Regions from separate parts of the Homo sapiens genome. Here region 2 is linked to region 1. Evidence: chromatin contacts called from ENCODE Hi-C data. All regions are on one chromosome and are shown on one strand. Each heading gives the region's core, a stretch centred on a gene start or an enhancer-like site at or near the end of the contact. The rest is flanking DNA. Distances are from core to core; before and after follow the strand shown.

Region 1 (5,950 bases), core at 2,591-5,090:
TCCCCCTTTCCTTCCCTCCTTCTGAGTTTTGCTATGTTGCCCAGGCTAGAGTGCTGTGGCATGACCTCGGTGCACTGCAACCTCTGCCTCCTGGGTTCAAGTTATTCTCCTGCCTCAGCCTCCTGAGTAGCTGAGTAGCATGCACCACCATGCCTGGCGAATTTTTGTATTTTTAGTAGAGATGGGGTTTTGCCATGTTGGCCAGGCTGGTCTCGAACTCCTGACCTCAAGTGATCCATCCGCCTCGGACTCCCAAAGTGCTGGGATTAGCCTGGCTGATTACTTTACATTTTGAAAAGATCACTGCTTTGTGGAGAGTGGGTTATAGGGCAAGTGTAAAAGCAAGGACAGTAATTAGGAGAGTTTTGTAAAAGTGCAAATGTGAGAAATGGTGGGGGATGAAATACTAGGGCAGCAGAGGTAGAGCTGGTGAGAGGATATTCTGAAGGCAGGACTTCATAACGGAGTGGTGAGGAAAACGATGGAATCAAGGATGCATCCTGGATTTTTTTTAACAAGACACACTAGGTTAGACATGAGATTGGGAAAACTCAGGGAGTTGTCCCCCTGAGGGACAAGGGAAACTCGAGGTTTTTGGCAGTGTTAAATATGAGCTATTAATTGTCCATGGGTGGCGGAGGTTGCAGTGAGCTGAGATCGCGTCACTGCACTCCAGCCTGGGTAACAGAGCAAGACTCCATCCCCCAGCACCAGAAAAAATGCAGGAGCGAAGGAGATAGGATCCACAGCACAAAGGGAAGAACTACCCTTTAACACATACAGAGACATTTCACAAGGACAGGAGGAAAGAGCAGTATTTAAACACAAAGAGGTTGACCAGGAGCAGTGGCTCAGACCTGTAATCCCAGCACTTTGGGAGGTCGAGGCAGGCAGATCACTTGAGCTCAGCAGTTGGAGACTACCCTGGCCAACATGGTGAAACCCTAAAAACACAAAAATTGGGAAATGCATGTTCTAGCTTTCTGTGTGCTTAGGTGCCCATGCTACTGAGGGTCTAAGTCCAGGCAGCCGAAGAGTGTGGTGAGCAAGATGAACAAAGATGCGCAGATGAGAGAAGCCATTAACATATTAAAGTAATTTAAAGTTTGGGTGGTCTGGATATCATACTGTTTTAGCCTAGATTTTACTCTGGATACTTTTCAGAAGTAGCTGGCACTTTAAACCATATGTTCTATTAAACGTTCTTTCCAAGAAATATCTTGAGTGATCCCAAGGAAAACTGGACAAGTGGAATCTCTGTCTTTCAACTTTGGGATAGTGATTATACCTCTGTTAGTGCTCATCCACCTAACAAAGCTTGGCAATCCAAGTTAGTATCCCAGGGGAGTTTAGTTTGGTTGGATGGTGGAAGACTGATTTTTTTTTTCCATTTAGCACTGTCTAGCCAAGAGACACCACTATTTACAAGTTCTTAGACAGCTGAAAGGAAAATAAAAATGCCTAATTTGTGGAGGAAATCAGGAAGTCTAAAAATCCAAGAAAAATATTGCAACAGAAAAATGAAAGCTGACTTCATCTTAAAGAAACATGGCTTACAGGTAGAAAATGCCAATATCAGGCCGGGCACTGTGGCTCACACCGGTAATCTCAGCACTTTGGGAGGCCGAGGTGGGAGGATCATTTGAGGTCAGGAGTTCCAGACCAATGTGGCCATCATGGTGAAACCCCATCTCTACTAAAAATACAAATATTAGCCAGGTGTGGTGGCACATGCCTGTGATCCCAGCTACTCAGGAGGCTGAGGCATGAGAATTGCTTGAACCCGGGAGGAGGTTGCCATGAGCTGAGATCGCGCCACTGCACTCCAGCCTGGGTGACAGTGTGAGACTCCCTCTCAAAAAGTAAAAAATAAAATATCAATATTGTATCTTCAATAATTTACCTTTCATATGGTCTAAAGAGGTTTTTGTTTTGTTTTGAGACGGAGTCTTGCTCTGTTGCCCAGGCTGGAGTGAAGTTGTGTGGTCTCGGCTCACGGCAACCTCTGCCTCCCGGGTTGAAGCAATTCTCCTGCCTCAGCCTCCCGAGTAGCTGGGATTACAGGCTCCCCCGACCATGCCCGACTAATTTTTGTATTTTTAGTAGAGGGAGTTTCACTATGTTGGCCAGGCTGGTCTTGAGCACCTGACCTCGTGATCCGCCTGCCTTGGCCTCCCAAAGTGCTGGGATTACAGGTGTGAACCACCACGCCAGGCCAGGTCTGTTTTAAAAATATAAAGTCGTTATAAAGAACTCTCAAGTGTGTTGCAATAAATGCTGGATTGACGCTGTTAACAAGAATAAACTAGAACTTATAATATATGCCATGTCAGAGAAGGAACTAGATTCCAGAAAACAGAAGGTAGTTCTCTTTTACCTTACTGCCTAATGCTAGTGTCAGAACCACAGTAAAGCCAGCAACATTTGAGACCAAACCCGAGGACAGTCCTCAGGATTTTACAGGTGAGGGGCCTCGGCTTCAGGGAAGTGGCTTGTGAAACACCTTTTTGAGGGACCATTATGTAATAGCTAGAGTTGCTTTCGAAAAAAGAAATAGCCTCGAGCCGAATGGGGAGAGAACATGGGGCATTGCTATTGGGTTCACAGCTGTCTTGGGCTAATCAGGGCAAAGCGTAGCACTATGACCTATGCAGAGTTAGCTCGCCAGGGACAGTAGCTATTCTAGAGAACCTTTTGCTTTTAGCTTTGTATTCTAGGATTGGGTGAGGTGAGGGATGCGGGCGCCCATCCCACGTGTGACAGTGGGAAACTAATGGAATTCAGGGAGTTCACTTCCCGGCTCGCACTCCGGGGGCGGGAGGGTGCTGCCACCGCCTCAGGTCGCGCGCTCCTTAGGCTTCCCTCTCACGGTTAGCGCTACGGCTCCAAGGCTGGCGCCTGCTCTTCTTCATCTCCCTCCCCGGCCCTTGGCAGGAGCCTCGCCCTACATTGGCTCTTCAAGTCCGGGCGTCCCCTTCATGTGGGAGACACAGCCCAGACCATTCCATCGCCCTGGATTCTGCCCGGACCAGCGACCTCGCCGGACTGAAGATTTCTCCAGCAAGATTGTTTTAAATAAAGTTTTTGCCATCAAAAAAAAAAAAAAAAAAAAAAAAGGAGATGGGAAGGAGAAGAGGGAGGCCTAGTCGCCAAATGGTTGGCCAATCCGCCGCGAAGGGGCTGAAGCAGGAAGCGGCGATAGTCGTCGGTAATTGGCTGCGCTGGAAGCCTGTCTGGACTGTACCACCTCAGTAGGAGAGGGGTTGCTGAATTCGAGAAGGTAGCTGCTTGCTTTTGAGTACTTCTAGTACACACACATAATTCTTTTCTTATTTCCGGGGGTTTTTGCTTGGATTCAGTGGGAATACAACAGGACGCAGGAGAAGGGAAGACTCGCCTGGCCATTTCCTCATTCCTGACTCCTGTGCATTAGGCCAATCCTTGTCTCTTAGTTGTCCCCGCAACCCCACGGCCTTACGTGCGCGCTCTCGTCTTCTCGCGTGCGTACGTCGTTGTGTTGCTGCAGCCAATCAGGCCGCGAGGTCGCCGCGGTCGCCAGGGTTCGCGCGCACGCCCCAGATCGGAGTCGGGGTGGGGGCTATGGGTGAATGGGAGAGTGAGCGGGGTTGGGCGCGGCAGCGCGAGCCGCATGAATGAGACAAACGTGCGCCGCGCGAGACGTCGCGCGAGCCCGGACTAGGGAGCCAATGGGAACGCTGGAAGGGTTCGAGACCCGGCACTGAGGGCAACGGCCGCGCGCCGGCTCCGAGACGAGCGACGCCTGGCGGGAGCGCGCGGCAGCGGGGCGGGCGTGGAGCGTGCGGGGGCCGCGCGCTGCTTCTCTGAGGCAGGACGGCACTGCCGGGAGGCGGCGGTGACAACGACGGCGGTGGTGACGGGCACCGGGCTCGCGGGTGAGTGCGGAGGACACCGGTCCCTGCGGAACCGGAAGTGCCGTACCAGCGAGGTGGGAGGGGAGGGTGACCTCTAGGGAAGGGGGACCGAAGACGGGGAGGGTATTAAGGCCCTATTTCTCCTCCGGGCCGGGTCTTCCAACCGCGGCGGGACCCATGGGCCTTGGAAACGGACGACGAGTAGAGGCCGGGGATCCACGACCGCCAGGGCTCGGAACGGGTTAGAGACGGCCACTCAGCTCGAGACCGCGGTCCCCGGTGCCTGGCGCCCAGCCGCCGCCCCTTCCGCCCCCGGCCCTGCGCCCTCGGGCTCTGCGGTCCCCGCAGCCCGCTCTCTCAACCTCGGTGGGCCTGGCCGCCGTGGATTCCTTCTTTTCGGTTTCAGCGGTCGTCAGCCCTGCCCCAACGGGTGATTCTCCTTTCCCCAGTCCCGTGGTGGGGACCGGGTGCTGTTTCCCTTTTACCGCTCTGCGGTTCGAGTCCCTCGCTCCACTCTGCTGATACTTATTTTGGCTCAAGCTTCATCCTGTTACCTGTTCTCTCTCACCCGTCCGCTTCCTCCTCCTACCGCCACCAGCCGAGTGCTCCATGCGTTTAGTACTTTGTACTTTTTAAAGTGGAGCCCGAATGCGTTTGTCAATATTTTACCTATATTTGGGGCAGGCAGGTGGAAAGTGTTTTACCCACTTGGCCAAATGAAACACTGAAATAAGAAGTAAGAAAGTTGCTAAAAGTTAGGAAGGCAGTTGTAGGATCACATATACGTTATACGCTAGACTATTTTTTGCCTTGGATTCTTCACTTCCTGGTTAATGCCATCTTGACCAAGTTGATCTAACATTTGCATATCATCCTTCTATCTCAGTATACCTCTGTCCTGGATCAAATATCTTCAGAATGCTCATTATCACCCATTGTATAAACTTAATGTTTACAAAATTATATTGCCATGTATTTTGCTACCTCGGTATATAATGATAACACCCACATTAAACTTCTTGGCTCTTTCTCCCATACCTTGACATGTGAATTATTCCATGGTACCTCCATTACTGTGCATTTAGATTTACTCTATTGTACTGTTACACCGCTTATTTCAACAAAAAATAGTTGTGTTGTCCTTGGTACTGCTGGTATCCACCTATTTAAGGAAATACCTGTATTAAACCTTATTAAAGCCTTCAAACCACATATCCTGTATTGTTTGTTTTACATATACATATTTCCATTTCATAGTTTACTCTGTGCCTCAATATGGCATACATATTACTTTTTTTCTCATTTTTGAGACGGAGTCTGGCTCTGTCGCCCAGGCTGGAGTGCAGTGGCTGCTATCTTGGCTCACTGCAACTTCCACCTCCCGGGTTCAAGCGATTCTCGTGTCTCAGCCTCCCTAGTAGCTGGGATTTCAGGCATGCCCCATCACGCCCTGCTCATTTGTTTGTATTTTTAGTAGAGACAGGGTTTTGGTATGTTGGCCAGGCTGGTCTCGAACTCCTGACCTCAAATGATCCGCCCGCCTCGGCCTCCCAAAGTGCTGGGATTACAGGCGTGAGCCCCCGTGCCCAGCTGGCATACATATTCTTGTATACTTTTTTGATACTAGTATGGATTCAAACTGTTGACTCTGATGAACCATACTCACCCTTGTGGTTTCATCCTAGTATCTGCAGCACATTCTTTTGCTAAGAATTGGTTCATCTTTATTTATACCCAATAAATTGTTAGGTTTTTGATTTCCCTTCTACTGTGTAGCCCCCAAGCATCTCAGATGCTGTTCTCTTTTGTGTTCCCAGTATTATACTCCCAAAATTGCATGGCCTTTCATGACTCTGTATTACTATGTCAATATTAGTCCATGTGACTTTTTTCCTGTGGAAAATATATGAAACAATATATAGTATCTAAATGATATTCTACTCTAGATAAAATTTAAGTAGTATAATTTTCCATCTTTTCTAGTCTTTGGGATTTTGAGGGAAAAGTTTGCTTTAATAGTACATATTGGCTGGGCAGAGTGTCTCACACCTGTAATC
Region 2 (5,450 bases), core at 161-2,660, 3.2 Mb after region 1:
CCTGCGTAGACTGTGCACCCCTTGAGGATAAGGATTACAGCTGGTCTCTCACTTCCAGTACAATGCAGATGCCCCCAGGGCACTCGGTAAACATCTAACAAATGAGTGAACCATGCCAGGAAGGATGGTGCTGGGGAACGTAAAAGAGAGCTTCCCGAAGATTGGAAGGAAACAATAAATGTGAAGGTACTTTGCGAGCTGTAATTTCTTCAAAGTGAGGGATTCCTTTTCCATCATTTCCCTTCCTTCTTCCCCCTCTTTGGATCAATGTACAGGTTCTGAGAAGAGAAGGAAGTGAATAGCAAAAGGGAGGGGAAACGAGTAATCTGATGAAACAACGAAAAGGGAAAGGAAAATGTCTGTACGTCATGATAAAATATCAAAGGGAAAGATAGTGGAAGGTATGAAAAAAGCATGGATTCAGGGTCCAAGATCCGTGTCACCTAACTACGTCACCCAGCTCTGCCACTGACTAGCTACGCATCCTTAGATAAGCCCCGCTCTTCCTGCGCCTTGCATCCTCATCTGCAAAACCAGGATCTTTATTTCTCCTTTAGGGAATTCTTGTGAGGATAAAATGAGATCATAGACTTGGAAGCGCGTTGTAAACCAATAAGGGCTTATAAATGTGCGCTGTTTTTATTAGTCATACAGTGTAAGGCTGGGAGCCAGATACCTGGCTGCCAGCCTTGCCTCTACCTCTAACTCATCATGTGACCTTTGCAAATTGCAAAAGCTCCGACTATCCGAGCGAGGCCTCGCAAAACATCCACTGCAATGCTCTCGATTTTGCAGATGGGGAAACCGAGGCCCAGAGCCTTGAGCCAATTCATAAAGCCAATGGGAGGCGGACCCTGGACAAGACCTCGAGTTTTCTGACTCCTACATTAAGGCTGCTTCCCTTGCACCAGCTCTCTCTGTCCAGACCTGTTTCCACTCTGTAGAATGAGGCGACCGGCCTCAGTAATGTCTGCGACAATAAACCTCAGGCACTATGTAAACTGCGGGGCACTGCGCAAATGCACCCCGCTCCGACGGGGGGGGCTCCGGTGCTGACAGGCCGCCGCTCGGCCTCCGGAGCGCCCCATTCCCGCCTCCACCCCGGCCCGGGCGCCGCAGCGGACCGCACACGCTCCCGCGCCGCTCTCTGGCCTCCTGAGACCCGCGCTTGGCCGCAGCCAACACTCACTGGAGCAGATTAGGGACATGGCGCCGTCACCGTGCTCCGAGGCGCCACACGCCGGGCTCCGGGACTAGCTTCTGAGCCTCCGCGAGCCACTTCCGGTCCCCCGCTGCTGCCGGGACTGCTCCGCGGCGAGCTGGGAGCCGCCAGCCGAGCGATGCTAGCGTAGCGCTTCACGTGGGAATGGGGACAGCCGCGCGCCACAGCCTTCAGCACCTAACGGAAATTGCCCTTTCCCAGAATGCAGCCGGGCAGGAAAGGGCCCGCCACGAACACTCGGTTATTTCCGGATTGACTCGGCTCGTTCCGTAAAGCGCCGGAGGATTGGCTGGGGCGTCGGGAGAGAGGAGGCTCGAAACTACATTTCCCATGACGCAGTGAGAATTTAAAACCAAAACAATTGGACAGCACTTGTTTTGACAACTGTGCGGCACTGTGCCACGGGACCCTGGTCTTTGAAACCTTGGCGTGCGCGAGAATTTCCCAGTGAGTTTGTTAAAATGCAGATTCCTCGGGTCTGCGTAGACAGACTGTGCCCCACGCTTTTCTAAGTCAGTTGTTTCTCGGGCTACCCTTTAAGAGACACTGCTGGATGGCCTGGTGAAGAAAATACAGAAACAGATGGGTACAAGAACTAAGAAAACGGCTAAGAAAGTGTTTTGGTCCTGACTACTACCATTTCGCTCTGTGATTTGGGGCAATTCACATTGCCCTTTCTTCTTTGTCAAAAGACAAAATCACAACAAACTTAGTTCAAAGATTTTTTTTTTCTTAAGAGACGGACTCTGGCAATGTTGCCCAGGCTGGAAGGCAGTGGCTATTCACAGGTGCGGTCATAGCAATCATGGCTATCACAGGTGCATCCTGGAACTCCTGGCCTCAAGTGATCCTTCTGCCTCAGCCTCCGGAGTAGCTGGGACTTAAGGTGCGATTCTATAGAATTGGGCAGTGCCTCATACTATAAAATATAATGGTTGTTCCAATGAGCTGAACAGGAGAACTTGGTTTTATAGACAGAAAAGGACTGAGGAAAACAGGAACAGAGAACAAAAAGCGGATTGGTCATTTGGTAATTTCAAAATTACTTTTCTTGTAAAGGTTAAAGTGGAGGGGACTTATCATGCCACCTAAAACTTGCCTGTTTGGGAATTTAGCTCCCCCCTACACACACACACACACACACACACACACACACACACATACACACTCAGAAGGTCGTAAAGATCTTCGTTTCAGCTTATTGGCGTGGAGCTTCAGCAGGACTAACTCTTTTTAGCTTGGTCTGTTAGGCCTAGCAGAAGAGCTCAGTCCAAACCAATGGCCTCCTATAAATTTCTTTATTTTGTATTTTGGATTTTGTATTTTCTATTTCTCTTCCAGCTCAGATAGTGTATGATTCTTTGTGGATATCTGTAAGATAAGATACTCTCAGGAATCATGCAAAAGACGTGGTGTGGACTGTAAGGTATCAAGACAAAAGGGCAGGATGAACAGGATGTGAGTGAGAGGGACTTTGACAGGTGGGCAGTATTCAGAGGAGAAGGAGAACGAAAGGCATTCCGGAAGAAGAAACAACGTAAGCAAAAGCTTGGAGAGAAAAATAAAAGTTACAGGTACAAAAGGCAATATGGCATAGTGGCCAAGAGCATGGACTCTGAAGTCAGACTGTGTGCTCAAATCCTAGCACCACTCAGGTGATTGGCAGTATGAACTTCTCTATGCCTTAGTTTCCTCATCTGTAAAACAGAGGGAGTGATGACAAGGGTAGAACTAACTCACTGAACTCTTATGAAGAGTTAATATGCAAAAGGGCATCTCATCTCTGTCTTGCACCAACAAAGTAACTTCCCACTTGTTCCTTGCTTCCAGCCTGGCCTCCTCCTCCTAATCTACTTTCCACAGAGCAGACAGTGATCCACTTTGAACGAAATATCTATTCATGTTATTCCCCAGGCATTTCATTCATCCAACAAATATTGATTGGGTGCTTCCTATGTGCCAAGCCCTATTGTAAAAACTGGAGATAGAAAAGGTCAACAAGAAAGACACAGTTTCTGCTGTCTTGGAGCTTACACTCTACTGTGGGTGGTGGGAGCACAGAGACAATCAACACTTAAGAAGAAAATTCCAGAGTAGTAAGTGCTATGAATACAACAAATCAGAGCAAGGTAGACAGAGGTGCTGGGGATTGGAGGAACGGCTACTTGAGGCAGGGCACTTAGAGAGTGCATCACTGAGGAGCTGATTTTTTTGCTGAGAACTGAATGAGGGTATGGAGCAAAAAAGTTTCCCCTCTGCCCTCTAAAGATTTGCTGAAATTAACTGACAATCGACAGAATAACAGGAGAAAAGGCATACAAGTGTATTAGTGTGTGAGTGTGCACAGGAGTAATACAAAATATGAGGCTCAAAGAAGGAACAGGTGGCTGATGCTTACTTAAATGGCACCCAGGAAAGACGGAGATGGGGGAAATGTAGGCAATTTTGAGGGCTAGCAAATAATTTTTAGGGAGGGCTAGCAAATAATTTTTAGGGGAAATGAATGAGCCCCAAGAACAAACAATGCCTTGGGACAAAGTTCTTATGAGCTCTGGAGGAGGTGGCAACAAATTGTGGGAAGGTGAGGGGCAGAACTCCATTGTGAACAAAGGTTGTCTTATTATGCACATAAGGTCTCTCAGGTAATCTGTTAGAGCTCCCATCAGAAGAATAGATTAAAAGTCTCTCTAGGTGTAGTGGTGAGTTGGTGACTTTTAGTTTTTATTCTTCTCCAGTGGTTAATCTTTCCTGGTTATTTGATGAGTTTCCTGTGGAGGGAGATTTGAGACAATTGCATTTCTTCTGAAAGAAATTTTCTCAGTCAGATAAGGGAACTTCTAGAGAGAGCTTCTCCCTGTACTTAGGGTGGGGGTCAGGGGGCAAGAGAAGGTTAGAAAGTCCTTGGTTCTAAGGCAGCTTCTAAGACCTTCCCATTTCTTTTCATTCAAAAGTGCTCAGCATGCTGTAACCTCAGGACCAATCCAAACTGGGCCTACTCTTTTGATAACAGAATGTCATGTTCTCTTGTAGGTATGACAGAGCCAAAACTCCAAGTCATGTCAGTAGGGCATGCCCAATAGAAAATGCTTTGACATCTAACAACACCCAGAACCAATGATTCCTCCCTGTGGTACCAAGAAGACCTAGACATGATCGGAACCTAAATGCTGGAACTCTTTCAGGAGCAAAGGGTCTGTTGACCAGAAAGATCCAGGGGTAAAATCCACCTCAACATACCCGTGTAGTCAAATTTGACACCCTCCAATCAGACCCTGCCAAGCCAAAATTCCTAATACGTTTCCTTGCCATCTGTATTAGTCTGTTTTCACGCTGCTGACAAAGACATACCTGAGACTGGACAATTTACAAAAGAGGTTTAATTGGACTTACAGTTCCACGTGGCTGGGGAAACCTCACAATCATGGCAGAAGGCAAGGAGGAGCAAGTCACATCTTACATGGATGGCAGCAGGCAAAAACAAAGAGCTTGTACAGGGAAACTCCTGTTTCTCAAAACCATCAGACCTCATGAGACTTATTCACTATCACAAGAACAGCACAAGAAAGACCTGCCCCTATGATTCAATTATCTCCCACTGGGTCCCTCCCACAACATGTGAGAATTCAAGATGAGATTTGGGTGGGGACACAGCCAAACCATATCACCCTCTGACCCCTTAAATCTTGCCCCAGACCCCAAATTAGGAGACAGATGTGAGCCATGCCTCCAGTCTCCTTGCTGGGTGGCCCTGCAATAAAGCCTTTCTGTTCTCAAAAGCTGGTACCATAGTATTGGCTTCTATGTGCATCAGGCAGTGAGCCTATTTGCTCAGAAACAATACTAAAGCACCATACTTTGGGGTATCATTCTCTGAGCCCCAACCAGGGGTCATTCCTGAGGCCATGAATGAGGGAGAGAGTTTCTGGCTGAGGAAACTTGCCCGTAAGTCTTGCACCATCTGGCCCATGCTGACCATCACAGTCTCACTTTATCTTCTTTCCAGCCACATTGGCCTTTCAGTTCCTCAAACATACCCGCGCTGGCTGGTTTCAGAACTTCTGCCTGGATCACTGTCCTCTCCCCCCTCCCTCTTCCCCCTCCTGTCTCAAACCCTCCAATGTAAACTTCAGTCTCACCTTAAATGTCACTTCCTCTGGAGCCCTTTTCATGGTCCCTGGTTTAAATTTAGTCCATACAGCAAACTGTGATTGTCCTCCAAACCACTTCA

What was found. Hi-C counts contacts between places; a loop is a spot of excess contacts on that map. Pooled maps may share reads with other maps.
Region 2: a loop to region 1 is called in a map of naive thymus-derived CD4-positive, alpha-beta T cell, with 22 times the contacts of the local background. The contact joins the promoter of PRPF19 here to the promoter of ZDHHC5 in region 1. A Hi-C loop is called at or near these places in 2 of 168 maps with a recorded cell type or tissue (naive thymus-derived CD4-positive, alpha-beta T cell and posterior cingulate gyrus), 1 of 37 single-sample maps with no recorded cell type and 13 of 50 pooled maps.

Annotation. Positions count from the first base shown.
Region 1 is chr11:57,664,274-57,670,223 of GRCh38, forward strand. It overlaps ZDHHC5 (zDHHC palmitoyltransferase 5), which reads left to right and starts at 3,841. Exons shown (of 12, transcript NM_015457.3): 1 at 3,841-3,914. RefSeq lists enhancers at 2,893-3,472, 3,642-4,281, 4,282-4,919, 4,473-4,542 and silencers at 3,673-3,912, 4,163-4,362.
Region 2 is chr11:60,905,175-60,910,624 of GRCh38, forward strand. PRPF19 (pre-mRNA processing factor 19) reads right to left here and starts at 1,411. Exons shown (of 16, transcript NM_014502.5): 1 at 1,190-1,411. The coding sequence starts at 1,208. PRPF19-DT (PRPF19 divergent transcript) reads left to right here and starts at 1,605. Exons shown (of 2, transcript NR_186697.1): 1 at 1,605-1,669; 2 at 4,253-5,450. RefSeq lists a silencer at 1,004-1,103 and enhancers at 1,043-1,630, 1,744-1,863, 4,686-4,735, 5,446-5,450.